Regions from separate parts of the Homo sapiens genome. Here region 2 is linked to region 1. Evidence: read pairs that join two places in POLR2A ChIA-PET (ENCODE). Cell type or tissue: A673. All regions are shown on one strand. Each heading gives the region's core, and the rest is flanking DNA. Links, peaks and the distances in the headings are about the cores only.

Evidence for each region. ChIA-PET counts read pairs that join two places held together with the same protein. Peaks named below come from ENCODE experiments on the same cell type or tissue, not always from the same donor. Only the 100,000 strongest peaks of a DNase experiment are listed, where the experiment ranks them.
Region 2: POLR2A ChIA-PET joins it to region 1 with 5 read pairs; 2 of 35 experiments call an interaction of 5 or more read pairs at or near these places.

The regions. Positions count from the first base shown.
Region 1 is chr21:23,689,662-23,700,216 of GRCh38, forward strand. No RefSeq gene overlaps it. Among named protein-coding and RNA genes, the nearest start is that of D21S2088E, 310 kb to the left of the region's middle. In A673, for the core only: a CTCF peak has its summit at 5,126; a DNase peak (open chromatin) is centred at 5,990; H3K4me3 peaks cover 353 bases; H3K27ac peaks cover 1,416 bases.
Region 2 is chr21:23,754,372-23,764,926 of GRCh38, forward strand. No RefSeq gene overlaps it. Among named protein-coding and RNA genes, the nearest start is that of D21S2088E, 370 kb to the left of the region's middle. In A673, for the core only: no CTCF peak of the experiment used is centred there; no DNase peak of the experiment used is centred there.

The sequences.
Region 1 (10,555 bases), core at 3,025-8,024:
GGGATGCCCAGATAGATGACAAAATATTATTTCTGTGTATGTCTGTGGGTGTGTTTCCAAAAAAGATTAGCATTTAAAATAATAGACTGAGTTAAAAAATATCCACCCTCATCAGTGTGGGCAGGCATCATCCAATCTGTTGAAGGAGAAATAGAATAAAAAGGCAAAAAAGGACAGGTTATTTCTCACTTCTTGAGATAGAACATCTATCTTTTCCTGCCCTTAGACATCAGAGCTTCTATCTCCCACCTTTGGGTTCAAGTTCTGACATGTACAACATGATGACTACAGTTAATAATCCTGCATTGTTTACTTAAAATTTGCTAACAGAGTAAATCTTAAGTGCTCTTACCATCCCCCCCACACACATATATGCACCAGTGGTAATTACAGGTAGTGATGGATATGTTAATTAATTTGACAGTGGTAATCACTACACAATGTATACATATATCAAAAAATTACATTGTACACCTTGAGTGTATACATTTTTTAGCAATATATGATTTAAACTGAAATTTAAAAAATAATAGAGGAAGAAAATGGCATTGGGATGGGGTGAGGCAGAGGTGGAATAAACAGCTTCTTTTCCCACAAAAAAATTGCATTCAAAAATCATTGTTTATAATATAATATTAAAGTTTATTTCAGTTTATACAGCTCCTCTCCTTTTAGAAATTGCATGCTCCTTTTGCTCCACTGCTACACCTCATTTTCACTAACTTTATTATGCAAAGCATATCACTTTGTACTCCCTGCTTCCTCGTGGTTTTCCTTCCTTTCTTCACTATCCAAGACTAATTAATATGTTTTGCTATGAATCATCCACTCCAGCTTCTACCCTTCAGCTGTAAACAATTAGCAGTGACTTGGGAATTTCTAATTCTTCCTTCTCACGTACACTAATGCTCTGTACTGAAAGGGAAAAGCAATATAGTATTTCTTCCCACTGAGATGAATAATGCCATTCCCTACAACCACCCCCTCCCCAACCACCACCACCATCACATATACGGAAGGTAGAAGTAGCTACTATCAATTTAATGTCATGCAGCAGTTCCCTGTCCCTAACTTCTTCATTAAGGTTGACATTAAAAATGAAATAAACCTAAGAAGGGCTTAAGAGATGGACCTATCCATCAGAGAGATATAAAAATAGATATATTTGTGTAAAATATAGCAACACTTTAGCAGTATGCAGTCTTTAATATCTGTATTGTTTATTTAGGAATAAAAGTATTTATGTGAAATTACATGCCTGCTATATATATATATAGATAATCAGCTGGACAAAAACGTTTCATCTCCCCTCTTGATAAAACTCTTACTAGTTGAAGTCAAATAAGCAAACGTTCCTTCTTTTAGCTTAGTGAAGGTCAGAGAAACAAATAATAATACTAGATTATTTTCCAGCCAATAAACACTTTACTTAGTAAAGACAGTGAAAAGCAGGAACATAGAAATGTGAAGCTGCAGAGAAACTGGTTTTAAAAGGGCTACAGTAAGTAATACGTTGTGTACGTTTTCTGGACTTCATATCACTATTTCCTTATGGCGTTGGTTTGGGTAATGTGAACTGCTAGACAAAATAGATCCAACCACCTATAATGTTCAAACACGAAAAAAATGTATTTTTCACTCACCTGTCTAAATCTTGTTTTCCTGGTTTACAGTGAATTACCTCCACAATCCAGGTAACTAGATTTTTTTCTATCTTCTAATTTTCTATTATTAAGACTCCACTGCCTTTTTTCTTCTATTAGCGTTTTGCTAGTGGAAATAATGAGAAAGGCTTTTCAATGGCAATTGCAAACATAACAGTGATAAAAAATTTCGCCCTACTAGGTGGAGCTCAACCACCACTGTGCCCTTGGTACTCCACTATGGAACACATCTATTTCTTAAAAATCATCACATAATAATAACACATATGACTTCTATCCACATTCCATTGTCTAGAACTAGTCATATAGCCCAACCTAACATCAAGAGAGACTGGGGAAATAAAGGCTAGATATATGCCCAACAAGAGAAAATTGATGTTTACTCAATATCCTTTGTAAACATGTATTTGCAATTTTTGTTTTTCAGATTGAAGTTGGCAGTCGGGCGCGGTGGCTCACGCCTGTAATCCCAGCAGTTTGGGAGGCCAAGGCGGGCGGATCACGAGGTCAGGAGATCGAGACCATCCTGGCTAACATAGTGAAACCCGGTCTCTACTAAAAATACAAAAGAATTAGCCAGGCGTAGTGGCGGGTGCCTGTAGTCCCAGCTACTCGGGAGTCTGAGGCAGGAGAATGGCGTGAACCCGGGAGGCGGAGCTTGCAGTGAGCCGAGATCGCACCACTGCACTCCAGCCTGGGCGACAGAGCGAGACTCCGTCTCACAAAAAAAAAAAAAAAGAAAGAAAGAAAGAAAAAAAAGAAAGAAAGAAAGAAAAAAAAAAGATTGAAGTTTCCTCTGGAGTTAAGACTAAAAGGGTGAGTTCTCATTTTTACATGTGATGATTTCAAATACACATGTTTAATCAGTGTAAATTGGATTCAAGTAACTTGTCTTAAGTTTGTAAATACGGACAATCTCACAGGGACAAAACTTTTTTCCTTGTTTTATTTTCAGACATAATCATCTATTTTGTGTAATACTGTTGAGCTGTAATTACAAAAATGAGTAAGATAACATCTACCTCTTAGGATTCCTTGTTATTGTTATTATTCATAAACTGCTTCTAAGAGCTTCATTTTAACAGTAATGGCTTCTTTGAAAGCCATTTAAAGCAAATACACAATCGATTTAAGTTCTGTTTGTTTTAATACTTATGCAACTTTTTTTTCTGGTTAAATATTTGCTAGATTGATAAATTTTATTAGGAAAATTAGAAATTCCAGTTTATGTAAAGTTTTTCAGATGATGTAATAATGTAGTTTTTAGTTGTACTGGCTCTTGGAAGAAACTGCTGGCTTATTAACTTACCATGTGCATTTGTTAATTTTTAATTTTTTTACAAATACAAATTACAAATATTAATGATGTACAATAGGATGTTTTTATATGATGTTGAACATTGCAGAATGACTAAATCAGCCTAAATAATATATCTATTATCTCACATACTTATCATATTTTTGTGATGACAATGTATATAATTTACTCTTTTAGCAGTGTTTAAGTGTGAAGTTAAATGCATTGTTATGAACAATAATCACCATGTTGTACAGTAGATATCGAACTTATTCCTTCCGTCTAACTGAAATTTTGTATCCCTTGATCAAGATTTTCTTAATTCCTTCAACTCCATCCCTGGCCCCATTCTACTGTCTCCTTTAAGTTCTACTTTTTCAGACATCACATGTGAGATCATACGGTATTTGTCTTTCTGTGCCTAGCTTCATTTACTTAGCATACTGTCCTCCAGGTTCATCTCTGTCGTCCCAAAGGACAGGATGTCCTCCTTTTTAAAGGTTGAATAGTATTCTGTTGTCTATATACTCTATATTTTCTTTAACTATTCATCTGATGATGGACACTTAGGTTGAATCCATAGTTTTGCTATTGTGAATAGTGTTACAATGAACACGACAGTGCACATATATTTTTGACATACAGATTTCATTCCCTTATACTTTATACCCAGAAGTGGAATGGCTGGATCATGTGGTGGTTCTACTTTTAATTTTTTTCCAAAACTCCATACTGTTTTCCGTAATGGCTGTACTAATTTACCTTCCCACCAACAGTATACAAGGATTCCTTTTATTTCCACACCCTCTTCAACACTTGTTCTCTCTTGTCTTTTTGATAGTAGCCATCATAACAACTCCTTAAGTGCAGTTTCCATATGTCTACCGAATGTCAAACATTGTGCTAAATGTTGATAATATTGTGATAAAACACAAAAATTTGTCTTTGCCCCACACAAAGTTTATATTATAGTATGGTAAAACAATAGCTATCAGTTGAACTCTTATTATGTTTTTACTTAATCAGAAAAGAAAATAAGTATTTATTACCTCCATTTTGATTCCAAGAAAAATAACTTGTCTAAGGTCTCATTAATCATAAAAGCAAAGATGGGACACAAACTCCAAAGAGAGATTGCTGGCACCACGCCAGTCTCTTTATATCACCTATGACGGTGATTTTTTTCTTTTTTTCTTTTTTTTATGAATAAATGTAATAATATATTTTAATACACAAAAAGTGGCAAAAGTAAAGGGAGAAAGAGACAAAACAGTCATAGAGATTTTAATCTTAGTGAATAAGAGAACAAGTAGGTAAAAATCAGTAAAAATAAAAAAGATTTGATCAAACAATTTTACCTAATTGACATTAAACAATTTATACCACACTGCAAAATACAAATTCTTATCAAGTATTCATTACATTCATCAATATAAACAATATGCTGAACCATAAAACAAGTCTCAATAAATTAAAAGTATTTGAAATTTTGTTCTATATTTTCTGAAAAAAATAGACTTAAATTAGAAATAAAGTGTGCAAAATCTCCCAAAATGTGAAATCAAGCAGCACATATCTAAATGGTCCATAAGTTAAAGAAGAAATAATAATAGAGATTACTATAATTTACATTTGAATGTTAATGGAAACACAGCATATCAAAATTTGTGGGATATAGCAAAAGAAGTGTTTCTTATATAACAAATATTGCATTATTTTTCTATAATTTCATTGGAAAGTAAGTATATTATTACTGTTTAGTTTTCCATGCTTAATTTTAAATTACTTTCTATCCCAGTATTCAAGTAAATTATGCCTTATGCCATGTAGTCTTACCTCCATTTTCTAATAAACCTGTGTGTTTCCCTTGCAGGTAGCTTTTAAAATTTTATTTTTCACTTAAAGTGGAGAAATTACTTGCTGATATGTACTTTTTTAAACAATGAAGAAATAGTGCCATCTTCTGTCTATGTTTTATTCAACAACTGGGAATAAAGAAACATTGGGTTATTATACATAAGCAAAAAGAAGCAAAGAATTTGGAGACATTATGATTTTAGTATAATATGCTACATCTTTGAACACTTGCAAAGGGGCTAATTATTTGAAAGGCCTCTCAGGACAAAGGCATGTTTAAAACAGTTCTGTGTGATTAATTATTCAAAACCTTTGAATATGCATTCAAACATTGGAGAAAAAAGGAAGGAGGCAGGGGAGACAGCTGAGAGTAACAGAAACAGGTGGCAAGTGTTTTTAACTATTTGGTGTTTACAGTGTTGAAGGATTAAAAAGCATTTTTTCTGTTTTTATAACATCTATGAATTCCCCATTCATTGATATCTTCACAAAACTATGCTTGATACTGAAAAATTCTCCAATCACTTATTTGACAAGTGAAAAGTCGGAAAAATAGGAATACATTTTTAAATGAGCTTTTTAATTTCTACATTAATAAATATACTTTTATCTGCATGTGGTTCATAGATTTCAAACTAAAGTCAGAATAAGTAGCTAACATAAATGAAAATATTTTTAGATTTATGAAGTAGCTCAGAAAACCAATTTCTTAAAAATCATATTTGGAAAAATACATTATTAGGCCGAACTTACTTTCATCCATTGCTGCCCTCTCTAAGGTAAAACACAAAAACAAATAAAATCTATCAAATAATTGTATAACTTTTACTAGTATTGAAAAAGGGTATTTGAGTTGCTTTAAATTTTATTTTTATAATGTATCTTGAGAAGATTGCAGTTTTACCACTAGTCAAACTTTTATAAACACATCAGAAATTACATTTAAAAACCAGATCAGGAATTATTTTTCTAAGAAACTAGAAGAAATCAAAGACAAATTAATAATAACTAATAGTTTGAAGCCCGCTTATCTACAAGACTCTAAAGATATAAAAACAAGAACATAAGTTAAAGGCAGCTTCATTTCACGCTTCAGAAAGCTGGTCTTTGGCACACAAGTTTGCTTGCCTTGTATGATCATTTTGCATATTCAGAGGTGAATCCCTGGCGGGGACAGGAAAACATGTGTGGGTGAAGCTCAGAGTAGCAGCACGTCATCAGCAGCTTGACATTCTTCAAAGAAAAAAAAGGTCCTTGCATTTTGGCTATATCACTTACAGTTCACTTTTTTGTGTAATTCTCTATCGGTAAGATTTATTCTAATGGTTTAAAGTGGATTTGTTACCCATTCTTTCCCATTCTGGTGTGGAATCTCCCCGATGAATCTCCAAATAGCTAAACATATTTAAATTCACGTAAATTGATGATTTTTGTCTGATATCAAAGAAGTCAATGCTAGACAGAGTTTACAGCCACATGAAATTAATGGGGCAACTGAGTATCATAACTTCAAGAATGCTGGTTATCTGAGATCTGAAAGGTCACTGGATTTGAGGGAAAAAATCTCTCATCCATTTCTAAATGCTCAATGTGAGGGGCTGCTGCCTGCTTCTAATGTGTGCTAATATCTATGTCCTATTTACATTATATTGGGGTATTACATGTTGATTACAAATATGAAACACACTATAGAAAACTATGCACTGCATATTTATTTAGTCTATCCAGCTCGAAAACCTTTTGTGTGAATTAATTTCAGATTTTCTGGATTCACATTACTCTCCAAATGCATTAATGTCAGCATTTCTTTATTTTGTTCTCCACATTTTCATTATATAGCATTATATGAATGGTGGGCTAGTAAGTGGACCACTTACACTGATCTGAAAGGTTATGTGTGTATATATATACTCCTTTGAACATATATAAATATAGCTTACATTTCCATTTTATGTGACTAAAATTTGCATAATTACCTTTTAACTGAAGACATTTTCCAAGAATATGTCAATGTAGATATAAATCATTGTGAATAGTTTAACTTTTTTGATTTCTCATGAAACCCATCACTACCATTATTTCTTAAGGGATAGACACAGATGTCAAGCTACTTTCTCAATGTCACAAAATCATAACCAGACATAAGCGTTGAGTCCAGTTTTTTTAGACTGTAACCATTAAGCTATTTTATCTCCATATGATCAATAAGATATTAGTTTGCCTGCCTCATGTCTTTATTCTATGACCTACGTTTCTTTGAAGTACATTTCTCTGAATCAGAATATTTCATCTATGGACATTTACCAACCTTCTACAGAAATCAGTAGTTTGTCCTTGCCATTATTTCCAATATACTAAACAGCCCATGAACTCTATGCTCAGTGGGGTAAATATCTCATTATTTTACACTCTTTTAATTGATCTTTTCATAATTCATTTATACCATTCATAGAATTCTGATATTTGATTTAGTGGAAAGAGTTCATTGGTTCATATATCTCAGTAATGTCCAGATTCGACCTCTTCCCTGTTTTATTTCTACCTTTTCCCTATATTTTAATCTAGTCAGTTGACTGTATGTAATTTTAATTATGTTTTATGTGTTCATGATATATATTAGCAAATACATTTGTCCTATGTACGAGGATGTAATTACAGCACTGTACTATTTCTATTGGTATAAAACGGAGAAGATACCATGTAAATCTCAGTAAATGTAAACCTTAGAAAACAGAAATAAAACATAATTTCCACTTTCAAAGGTTTTTATGACTTGAGTAGACAAAGAGAGGTTGACTTGTGATTTTCTCACGTTGGTGATGAGTTTTTGAGTACATAGGTAATATAAGTGAAACTTTGGTTTTACAATAGTGTACAAAAAGGGTGTGAAAACTAAGAAATTGGGGAGATTGGCAAATAGGCATCTGCAATTGTAGGTGCATGAAGTTATTAAACTTAATGGTATATTCAACTCCATAAAATAGAAAACTTTATCAATCAAAAATATTTAAATATTGGCAATTGCAAATGATTTAAGTAAATTAATGGAAGGAGAAATGACTCTTCTTTTTACCTGAAACAGTTCAATGTATTATAGGTATATTTGTGAAATACAGCCTAAATTAATAAAATAAAACATGATAATTTATAGGAGCCAAGAGTAATCATTTAAAAAGAAAACATTGAACTGAATTAAGATATTTGTTGAGGTCAGTGTTGGGGGATACTTCTAGAGCACTAAAAGGACATTATAATCATCTTCTGCAGGTTGTTCATGTATTTCATTTCCAGTAAAGTGTGGTCAAGACTTTTTTAGTCCTATGATGGTTTTATTGGATCTATACTGGTGAAAAAAAAATCCTTGTCTACAGAAAAAATTCGTAAGCTTAGAATGATTAATATACTGTCTCATTAACATAGATTATGGAGGTTGAAATTTAACTAGTGTTTTCTTTTTTTTTTTTTTGAGGTGGAATCTTGCTCTGTTGCCCAGGCTGGAGTGCAGTGGAGAGACCTCAGCTCACTGCCAGCTCTGCCTCCTGGGTGCACACCATTATCCTGCTCAGCCTCCCAAGTAGCTGGGACTACAGGCGCCCACCACCACGCCTGGCTAAGTTTTTGTGTTTTTAGTACAGACGGGGTTTCACCGTGGTAGCCAGGATGGTCTCAATCTCCTGACTTCATGATCCACCTGCCTCGGCCTCCCTAATAATATTTTTAAACACAGTTAACCAGTTTCACAGTGATATTTGACTAGAAGCATTTGGTGTCATGTTACTGACTAACAGTATGCAGATAATTTTTCTATTTGGGGAAAAGAATCAGTAAGGAAAGGCTGTAGATTTAGTGAGGCTAATGTTTAGGAGTTATTCTTTGAATTTTAAGAAACACATGAATAAAACATAGAAATTTTTTTTCTACACTGGGTATGAAATGATAGTCATCTTAACTAGGATGAAAAAAATGGGAAATAAAAATTATATATATAAAAAAACAGAATGGTGAAAAACATTCAGATTACTTGATAAGTAAAGAGAAACACTCCATTTCAAGTTGCAAAAATAAGATTTACAGGAATGAGCATTTAGGTATCCAAAAGGTTCTCAGAGATTTGAACAATTTTTAGGCAGTATAAGAAATTTTATTATACTTATGGTAAACAAATTTATTTAAAAGCTATATTTGTTGTTAGTTTGTGACCCAGGGACATGCTCTGATCACATTTTAAAACTTTAGAAAATAGCATTGACATTAGCTTGACAGATGGAGTGAGCTATGATCCCAGAAATGACTGCAACAGCCCAGTCAAGGAATGATAAATGATTACACTAATAATGTTGTAGTTAATGGAGTGCAAGTAATGGATACAAGTGATAGGAAAGAATATCCTTTGGATTTGTCCATATGTTATACAAGGTATGTGGGAAAGAAAAGACTTGGAGATGATGCTGAGGTTTGTAACTGGCATGGATAAACAGGTGGTGATACTGTTAACGTAGAAGAAGACAAATAAATAAAAAGCTGTGTGTTTTCTGTTACCGTGAAATTACCACATAATAAGTGTCCTAAAAACAACATGACTTATTATTTTATAGTTGTGGAAGTAAGATGTCCAAAATGAGTCTCACTGGTCTAAAATCAAGGTGTTAGCAGGATTACATTCCTTCTGGACATTCTAAAAATTCTGTTTCCTTGCATTTTCCAAATTCTAGACTCTGTTCATATTCCTTAGCTGAAGTGGCCTAGCTCTGTGTCCCCACCCAAATCGCATCTCGAATTTTAATCCAAATTGTAATTCCCACATTTTGGGGGAGGGAACCTCATGAAAGGAGATTAGATCATTGGGGCTGTCTTCCCATGCTGTTCTCATGACAGTGAGTGCATTCTCAGGAGATCTGACGGTTTTATAAGGGGCCTTTTCCCCACTGCACTTCACTCTCCTGCGGCTGTGTGAAGAAGAACGTATTTGCTTCCCTTTCTGCCATGACTGTAAGTCTCCTGAGGCCTCACCATACATGCATAACTGTGAGTCAATTAAACCTCTTTCCTTTATAAATTACCCAGTCTTGGGCATTTCTTCATTGCAACATGACAATGAACTAATATAGTAAATTGGTACCAGGAGTGGGATGCTGCTATAAAGAGATCCAAAAATGTGGAAGCAACTGTGGAACTGAGTAATAGGCAGAGATTAGAGCAGTTTGGAAGGCTCAGAAGGAGACAGGAAAATGTGGGAAAGTTTGGAACTTCCTAGAGACTTTGTTGAATGTCTTTGACCAAAATGCTGATAGTGATATGGGCAATAAAGTCCAGACTGAACTGGTCTCAGATGGAGATGAAGAACTTGTTGGAAGCTGGAATAAATGTGCCTCTTGTTTTGCTTTAGCAAAGAGACTGGAGGCATTTTGCTCCTGCCCTAGAGATCCACGGAAATTTGAACTTGAGAGATATGATTTAGGGTATTTGGCAGAAGAAATTTCTAAGCAGTAAAGCATTCAAAGGGTGACAGGGCTTAAAAGTTTGGAAAATTTGCAGCCTGATAATGCAGTAGAAAAGAAAAAATATATTCCTTGGGAGAAATTCAAGCTGGCTACAGAAATTTGCATAAGCAACTAGGAGCCAAATGCTAATCACCATGACAATGGGAAAATGTCTCCAGGCATGTCAGATATCTTCAGGGCAGCCCCTCCCATCACAGGCCAGGGGTCTAAGAGGGAAAAATGGTTTTCTGGGCTTG
Region 2 (10,555 bases), core at 2,626-7,625, 64 kb after region 1:
GTCAGGAGGATGTGCAAAGCCTCTCTCTGAATTTTGTTTGTTTGCATCCGTGTAATTGTCAGTAAAGCTCACTACTGTGAAAGTCTCTGATTTGTGTGTTTCCTATTAGACAATCAGATCTCTGTGTTAGATTAGTTTTCTGTTTTTTTATGCACTTAACTACAAATGATTTTTGTAATCTTTGAATGAAAACTTTTTCATCTCAATTCATTGTTAAATTGGTTTATAGTTTTAACTTCTACACCAGCTTTTAAAATTTGGCAATGAATTTGCATCATACTCATAAAAGGAATTGAGAAACACTTTCTATTTTTCTTTAGGTTTAAGTATGTTTAAAATAACATAAGTTAGATAAGAACTTTAGCATATATCCATTATGTTTTCTTATCACTCACTTAGTATGTAAAATAATACAAATAATTTGCAATTTTGGAACATCAATAACTATAGGTGCCCCAGGGATATTGATCTAGATTTCAGGTATACTCACCCCTGGGTATACTCAGGGGATTATTTCCCACAGTATCTCCTTAGGATACCAAAATCCACTGATATTTAGTTCTTGCTGTAAAATGGTGTAGCATTTGCATATAACCTATGCGCATCCTCTTTATATTTTAAATCATCTATAGATTACTTATAATACCTTGTATAATGTAAGTGTTATGTAAATGGTTGTTATATTGCATTGTTTAGGGAATAACGACAAGAACAAAGGTCTGTACATGTTCAGTACAGATGCAATCATTCATTATTTTTCTAAATATTTTCAATCTGCAGTTGGTTGAATCCACAGATGTGGAAACCACAGATGCAGAGGGCTGCCTCTATAACAGTGTTTTTTTTTTTTTTTTTTTTTTTGGTAGCACGTCAAGCCTACATGACAGTGTAGATTTGCTTCCATTTAAGTCCTGGAGCAAAGCCTAACATTTTACTATTTTTCAGGAATTCAGCAGACAGAGGCCTGAGAGTTTGCTTAATGAGGAGCTGTAACACCTGAGATCTATGACTGCTGAATTCCGTTCACCGTAGTGAACATAAAATCAAACTGGACTTGAAGGATAATGTGCTTCCACGGCTGTGCGACTGAGTGAGAACTGAACCCTTGGGTAGTCGAGGATAGGAGCATGAGCAGGTAACTGAGAACGAGGGGAGGAGAGGCTAGAGCATGGAATTTCGGTGTTTTGGGTTAACATTTCAACACAGAAATCAAGGTTTTGCTTCCTTTTACTCAAGTAGACCCCACTAGCTGAAACTAGTATTTTGTCACCTTTACTAGATTTTCCATTCTTTGGCAGTCCCACATTACTTGAAAACCACTGGGATGTACAATTATGAGCCGAAAAAGAAATTTACCACTCATTTGAGGAGACTCAGAAAACTGAAAGAAGAAGATTAAGCTAAATGCTTGGAACAGGTCACTTCCATCATTAGAAGAAACGACAAATGAAACAGACTTTAAATAATGCCAGTCTTGGTTAGATTGCTTATAGAGTTAAGATTGGGGTATGAAAAAGACTTTCTCACATTTTTAAACAATGATTTTAAAATTTAAAACTACAGTAGACTAATTGAAAACAGGATACTTACTTTTGTGAAATTTGAATCATATGATTAGATTAGTGGCCTTAAGTATTTTTTTTTTTTTTTTTTTTTTTTTTTTTTTTTTTTTTTTTGGACGCAGTTTCACTCTTCTTGCCCAGTATGGAATGCAATGCGCAGTCTCGGCTCACTGCAACCTCCACCTCCCGGGTCCAAGTGATTCTCTTGCCTCAGCCTCCTGAGTAGCTGGGATTACAGGCGCCTGACACAATGCCTGGCTATTTTTTTTTTTTTAATTTTTAGTAGAGACAGGATTTTACCATATTGGCCAGGCTGGTCTTGAACTCCTGAGCTCAAGTGATCTGTCTGCCTCAGCCTCCCAAAGTGCTGGGATTACAGGCATGAGCCACCGTACCCGGCCAAGATTTCATAATCACATATCCACATAAAATATTTTAAAGCTGTGTGCCTTCCTTCACATTTTTATGGTTTCTCTCTAAAATGAACTGTTCTAAGCTTAAGAAATTAAATATTGTACAATTTTCACATAATTGTAAATATTATAAAATAATATATTCATGTAATCATTAATATTAAAAATTTGCTATTGTATATCAAAACACCACAAAAATTAATTTTAATTTAAAAAGTATTTTTCTTTTTTTTAGTTGGAAATTTTATTTTATTTTATTATTTTGTTTTATTATTATTATACTTTAAGTTTTAGGGTACATGTGCACAATGTGCAGGTTAGTTACATATGTATACATGTGCCATGCTGGTGTGCTGCACCCATTAACTCGTCATTTAGCATTAGGTATATCTCCTAATGCTATCCCTCCCCCTCCCCCCACCCCACAACAGTCCCCAGAGTGTGATGTTCCCCTTCCTGTGTCCATGTGTTCTCATTGTTCAATTCCCACCTATGAGTGAGAACATGCGGTTCTTTAACAGTTAGAAATTTTATAATGACCCTTTTTCTTCTTGAGCTCACAATTTCATTCTACTTCTTTCAGAGAATTCTATACCACAGTAAAATATTAGATAATTGTAATTATTTTCGATGACAATTTTAAATATTTTTTGCTACCAGATACGTAAAATATGAATGTGAAGTGAAAAAAATTTTTTTTAAATTCTTGCCCCATAAGACATTTAGTATTATGAAACCAAACATTATTTTGGTTTGAGGTGTCATTTTAGTTATTAATGTAGACTGCTGATCATAACATAAATATATTACGTAACTTTATATATGATTATAGATTATCAATGCCTAAACATTTTAGAACTGCACACCACTTACAAAGGTAAATGAGCCTGGCGTGGTGGTTCACGCCTGTAATCCCAGCACTTTGGGAGGCCGAGGCGGGCGGATTACCTGAGGTTGGGAGTTCGAGACCAGGCTGACCAACATGGAGAAACCCCGTCTCTAATAAAAATACAAAATTAGCTAGCATGATGGCACATGCCTTTAATCCCAGCTACTCAGGAGGCTGAGGAACGGGAATTGCTTGAACCCGGGAGGCAGAGGTTGCAGTGAGCTGCGATTGCACTACTGCACTCCAGCCTGGACAACAAGAGTGAAACTAAAAAACAAACAACAACAAAAAAAAGGTAAATGAATCCTAATTGTCAATAGTTCATTTGGTCCTATATGGCTATCAATTCCTGTTAGCGTGACACAGGCTTCAGAACTAAGTATCTCCATAATTTCAGTTTTTACTAATGTAACATTGAGAAATTTTGTTTCATATACCTAAGCGCATATGAATGGGAGGTACCTCACTGTACAATGTCACTCAACAAAATGTCAAAGAGAATACAGTGCTCTATTATACGATTTGTCCAAAATGATTATTCAACTGACAAATCAATTCACTCTTCCTCCTATTATGTTGAAAACGACATACTGGAAATATATGATAAACAAAACAATTTATTTCTCAGTCACTAGATGTAACCATTGGACAACATCGTTTAGGAATAAACAATGATATTGAAAATAAAAACAAGAGGCCGGGCGCGGTGGCTCATGCCTGCAATCCCAGCACTTTGGGAGGCCGAGGCGGGCGGATCACGAGGTCAGGAGATCAAGACCATCCTGGCTAACATGGTGAAACCCCGTCTCTACTAAAAATACAAAAAAAAAAAAAAAAAAAATTAACTGGGCATGGTGGTGGGCGCCTGTAGTCCCAGCTACTTGGGAGGCTGAGGCAGGAGAATTGCTTGAAGCTGGGAGGCGGAGGTTGCAGCGAGCCGAGATCACGCCACTGCACTCCAGCCTGAGCAACAGAGCGAGACTCTGTCTCAAAAAAAAAAAAAAAAGAAAAGAAAAGAAAAGAAAAACAAGAGAATGATTAGCACTAAAACCACAATGATGGGTTCCCCGAGGAGAATGACGATTATTATCTTTGGAGTGGGGCACACCAGGGAATCCCAGAGAGAAAGGAGCTATAACTGAATAGCAGATATTTACTCAAGTTATATTTATCCTTTAAGATTTTGTATAAGGCATGTATCTATGTCTATGCATGTATGTGTCTATGCATACATATATAATATACAGTATTTTATGTATATGATTGTGTGTGTATATATATAATATTAAAACAAAATAAAAGCCAATACATTTTAAAAAAACATAATTATACAGTCTAACATTAGTACTAAGAAGACTTAGATAAAGCAATTAATCTAAAATATACAAGGGGGCAAGTCAGAAGGCACACATATTTGGTCTTCAAAGATTATAAAATTTTGCAGACTTTTCCATATTGAATATTTAAAAAATCAAATAATATTAGAGCTAAACACAATGCATTCCAGTTACTGCCAAAATAGAGCAAAATTTCTACTGAAGAAACCTGTTTGTATTTGTGCAAATTGAGGGCATGACATCAGACAAATTAGATATGGTAAGTTCTAAAGGACACTGTTACAAAACTATACTTTATGCAAATGTGCTTGCATAAAAACAATTTCCTGCACCCATCAACTCGTCATTTAACATTACGTATATCTCCTAATGCTATCCCTCCCCCCTCCCCCCACCCCACAACAGGCCCCGGTGTGTGATGTTCCCCTTCCTGTGTCCATGTGTTCTCATTGTTCAATTCCCACCTATGAGTGAGAGCATGCGGTGTTTGGTTTTTTGTCCTTGAGATAGTTTGCTGAGAATGATGGTTTCCAGCTTCATCCATGTCCCTACAAAGGACATGAACTCATCATTTTTTATGGCTGCATAGTATTCCATGGTGTATATATGCCACATTTTCTTAATCCAGTCTATCATTGTTGGACATTTGGCTTGGTTCCAAGTCTTTGCTATTGTGAATAGTGCTGCAATAAACATACATGTGCATGTGTGTTTATAGCAGCATGATTTATAATCCTTTGGGTATATACCCAGTGATGGGATGGCTGGGTCAAATGGTATTTCTAGTTCAAGATCCCTGAGGAATTGCCACACTGACTTCCACGATGGTTGAACTAGTTTACAGTCCCACCAACAGTGTAAAAGTGTTCCTATTGCACACCAACATGGCACATGTATACATATGTAACTAACCTGCACATTGTTCACATGTACCCGAAAATTTAAAATATAATAAAAAAAATTCCTTATAAAATGTAAAATTATCTTTTTGTCAGCAGAACCATCAGTTTTTTTGTTTTGCTTTTATGCCTCCTATATTAAGAAGATCATCTCACATAGCAAAGCTATCTGCTAAAAAGCTTTCTCTTTCACCGACCCCATGTGAAACATTGTACACCTTTTTCTGGGCCAAAGTACTTAATGTGAATGTTATACAGGAAAGTGTAAAATAATACACCATTAATTTTACACTACATTTTGATATCAGAGCTACCCTGGCTCCCAGAGAATGAACAACTGTCAGGAAAGTTTCTTTCAGGAGGAAGGGCAGAGAAAGATCATAAGCCAGGGAGACAGAGGAAGCTAGATCCTTATCCAGGAGCTAACTCCAACACAAACCAGTTCTGACACCCTGAGACACCCGTAACCTTCCTAAGTCTCAGTCTCTTTATCTACAAAGTGTGTTTTGTTAGCTTTAAAAGATTCAATACAGGCAAAGTGTCACAAGTAAATGTAAGTTATAAACTTTATTTCAGAGACCTGGAAGGCATACCAAGGCAAACAGAAGAGCTGCAGCAAATGAAGACAGTGTGGTATTGGCAAAATAAGAGGCAAACAGATCAAATATTCAGTAGTCACATGTGGCTAGTGGCTACTGTATTGGACAGTACAGCTGTTTAGTATTTATTTATTCATTCTACTGTTATTATGTGAGTTCTTTCTACTTTGGAGATATTACTATTAATGTTCCTAGGAACATTCTAATACTTGTTTTTAGTGTTTATTTGTATGTGTCTCTGTTGCATATGTATGCAGAAGTGGAATTGCTGGCTTATAGATTATCATATGTTCAACTTCATAAGTTACAGGCAAACAATATTCCAAAGTGGTTGTATCAATTTCCCTCCTACCAGCAGTGTGCAAATTAATTTAAAAATTATGTCTACACAAAAACCTGCACACAGATATTTATAAATGCCTTATCATAACTGCTAAAACTTGGAAGCAACCAGCATGCCCTTCAATAGGTGAATGGATACATAACTCATGGTATAGCCAAAAATGAAGGATTTAGTTATGTATTCAAGATTCATAATAAATGAGCTGTCAAGCCATGAACAGACATGGAGGAAACTTAAATGCATATTACTAAGTGATAGAAGCCAATCTGAACAGTCTATCTCCTGTATACTTTTAACTATTTGACATTCTGGAAAAGGCAAGACTAAGGAGATATTCAAAAGATCACAGTTTCCAGAGGGAAACCATGGGGAAGGCAGGGGATGAATAGCTGGAGCACAGAAGATTATTAGGACAGTGAAATTATTCTGTATGATACTACTATGGTGGACACATACAGAGTACAATGGTCTAGACTCATACATGGTACAATACCAAGAGTAAACCCTAACATCAGTTATGAACTCTGGGGATAATGAAGTGTCAGGTTGGGTTCATTGATTGTAACAAATGTCCCACTCGGGTGCTGTGGGATGTTGATAATGGAAGAGGCTGCATATTTGTGGGGACACAGTAAATGAGAATCTCTGCATTTTTGCTCAATTGCTGTGACGCTAAAGCTTCTCAAAAATAAGCTATTAAAAAACTAAATAAATCCTTTAAATGGTAATATAGTGGAATAATGACATTTTATAGGCAAAATGACATAAAGAAAATATTGATATATCTGATATCAACATTTCCATTTTCACAGATTTACTTATATATGGGATTATGGTTAATTGATGGTAAAATGTTATTTGCAAATTATAAGAATTTTTTAACCTATTGTTAATAGGTAATAAGGCCTGATGCTACAACAGGCAAAAGATTTAAAAGAGTATAAAGTGAAAAGCTTGATGATAACTGTGGCTCGCTTTATCATCAAACTTTTGTTACCTCATCAACGATTCAGTGAACATATGCTATTTGCTAGCATTGTCAAAGTACATGAAGAAAATGAATCTCCTAGTATATCAAAACATTACAGCGAATGTTATAGACAAAATTGGAGACTTACGCTACATGATTGTACTTGCTTCAGAAGAGAATATGAATAAATGAAAAGAAAATTTGTTAGTTTTTTTTTTCAAGAGATTCTCCAGAGAGGAAGAAAAAACAGTTTGCACCATAAAAAATAAGCAAGAATAATTTTAGCTGAAGACTAGAACAGGATAACTAGATGAGCTAACCCAAAAGAGGGGCTACTCAAAATTTAGTTAGTTGTGAATTTCATCCAAACATTTATTTGTCAACTATGATTTACTAGTTGTTGTATTAGACATTGAAGATACAAAAGTCAGTAATTACAGAGGAGCCTACTGCATAGTGAGATAGTAACACAAACACATGATTGTAATACAATTGTAATATTATTTAAGCATAAAGCCCAGTGCATCCTGATAACTTTTAGTAGTTGCTGTTAAATACTAAATGCCAGACATATTAAGTATTTACTTTTAAGATCTCCTGTGTCTGTGGCCTCCTATTCTTATTACTCCTCTGGTGGTAGTTTTATTACTAGCTCAGGGGCCTAGCTGATCCATATAGCAGTGCATGAATTTCTGTAAAGCTATTTGTATAAAGAATCTCAAAGCCCATCATCTGGGTTTAGGGAATTGAGCCATTACAAGATTGCAAGATCACCTAGTTTTGTTCCCCCGGATATTTCTTTAATAACTCTTTACTATGCTCACTTTAGGAGTAGAGACGCCAAAGTTGCAACTGAATCTGTCATGCTCTGCTTTACTTTGAGGTAGAGAAAAGGTCTATTGACTCTTAATAGGTGCAAAAATTCTGTATATATGTTGGAGAATTTTGAGCAGACATCTCACATCTAAGTGAAAGAGTTGAAACTGAAGTAACAGGAGAATTTTGCAAAAACACTTAATTCATCTGCATAAGTCACTCTGCTAGAATATAAAAGGGACACCTGTACACATAGGACACATGAGACCTGATAAGAAGACAAAAATCTGTGACTTTCAGTTATGTAATTCAGGGTAACGATATGAAGCTTGTTTAATAAAATGATCTGGAGACTAGAATGAAATGCAACTGAGATAAAGATCCCAACTTAACTTTTAAAACTTACACTCTTTTTGTTTGTTTGTTTGTTTGTTTTTATTATACTTTAAGTTTTAGGGTACATGTGCACAACATGCAGGTTAGTTACATGTGTATACATGTGCCATGCTGGTGTGCTGCACCCATTAACTCGTCATTTAACATTAGGTACTAAAGGTCATTATTTTTGAGTCTGTCTTTATCTCTAAGCGCTGACTATTCACAGATATTTAAAGTTCTGAAAGCCTTTTTCCCTCTTTCTCTCTCTCTCTCACTCTTGAATGTGTCCTTTTGAGCTTTGACTATAAATGTAAAAAGAAAGAATAGCAGCTTTTATGTATTTAAATACAGTCCAAGGTAGTCAGTCATCTCCTGGTTCTAATTTCATACGATGATCTGAGCTTAGATCACTCTTCAATCTTTAGATAAGTTTTTAAAAACAGAGGCAAAATTAACACATTTTAGATAAACCTATGTACAGTTTTAATTTTTGAGAAGAGGAGGGAAAGGAACTTAACTACTTAGTGCATCTGTGGTAAGACAAGTTGTCATCCTTGTTGGTATCCATTACAAAAAAGTCAATTGCAAATGGTTTTGTATTTCTTAGTTGTACAAAAATCTGGGTCTGTGTTTCTACATGTTTTTCAACTAATAAAAAGCTTGTAAAACTAAAAAAATAAAAATAAAAATAAAACTTACACTCTTTGAAGGAAAGTTTTCCCTCCTATAAAAAGAGCTTATGAGGTAAATTTAGAGGACTTTAGGAATAAATACTATAACATCTGTTGTTTAATATATATGACAGTATTTGTTTAATATATATCACAGGTTTACTTCGAATGCTTCTGGATAAATTAGGAAAAAAAAATGGCTATGATGGACAGTGGAAGGTTTGAATTTAGTTACATTTCAGTGATGGAATTATCAATCCAAAAGACATGTAAAATCATGTAACGTACAAATTAAGTAAACTGGGTGGGGGAGAAAGCAAAAAATGAAAAACTATAGCAAAAAATGGAAGAGTAAAATATTTTCAGAAAACACATACTAGATAAAAAGAAGACAATGGAGAGAGAACCTATACAATGGAGGTGCGACATAATTAATATCCTGGACAGAAGGAAACGGCTGTGTCAGGGTCACCTGCATACTGGGACAGGCAGAGTGAAGAAAACAGTGGAAGCTTTTTCTTCTTTCATTTGTTAAAGTTAGCTGTTTAGCTTTATAAAGATATCCCTAGGAATATGACATTGTAACTTTTCTCTGGCTTTGTGCTTTCTTAGATACTAAATTCTGCCTTGTGGTGACGAAAATTAATGGCATAAATGCATTCATAAAGGAAGTTATTAAAGAGTTATGTGACTGAATTACAAGTAAGGATTATTATACTTGCAAGTTCATAATGTAAATTTTTAAAAAAAAAACATAATACAGAAAGGGCGTGACTTCTAAAAACACAGTCCCGAGAAGAGTTGTACAATTCATAAGGATATCTAAGCTGTGTATAAGTAGTTTGTGTAAGTGCTTGACTTTCCATAATTTTGATCCTGTAGTAATTTTTTTAAAAAATTAAAGGCCGTAGGGACATGGATGAAGCTGGAAACCCATCATTTTGAGCAAACTATCGCAAGGACAGAAAACCAAACACCGCATGTTCTCACTCATAGGTGGGAATTGAACAATGAGGACACTTGGACACATGGTGAGGACTATCACACACTGGGGCCTGTCGTGGGGTGGGGGGAATGGGGAGGGATAGCATTAGGAGATATACCTAATGTAAATGGTGAGTTAATGGGTGCAGCACACCAACATGGCACATGTATACATATGTAACAAACCTGCACGTTGTGCACATGTACCCTAGAACTTAGAGTATAATAAAAAAAATTAAAGGCCATATATTTACTTTAGAATGTAATGAATTCTTGAAAACAGAAAGACTAAGAGTTGATCAATCTGGTGAAGGCATCATCCTTTATTGTGTATAAAGTTTGTTTAGGGGAAGCACTGTTCCTTGAGGAGCTGATAGAGTCAATGTTTAACAGTAGGGATTCTATCCCCATGTTTTCTTATCTTGGAGATTGAGGGGGTGAAAGTGTCACTGTGTCTGCTGGAGAGCTCAGATTTAAATTAAATATTAGACCACAATAATTTTATGATCATAGGTTTCTAGGTGTTTGGTATTTTTATTACTCTATTTCTACAGGGTTTGTTTGTTTTGATAGTTGTCATTTTAATTGTTTGGCTTTATCATACATTATCTCCACTCCCCTTTAGAATTGTGCCAGACTAGAGGAAATGAGGATAAATCTGGAAGAGAGAGAAGAAGAGAGAGGTAGAGGAAAT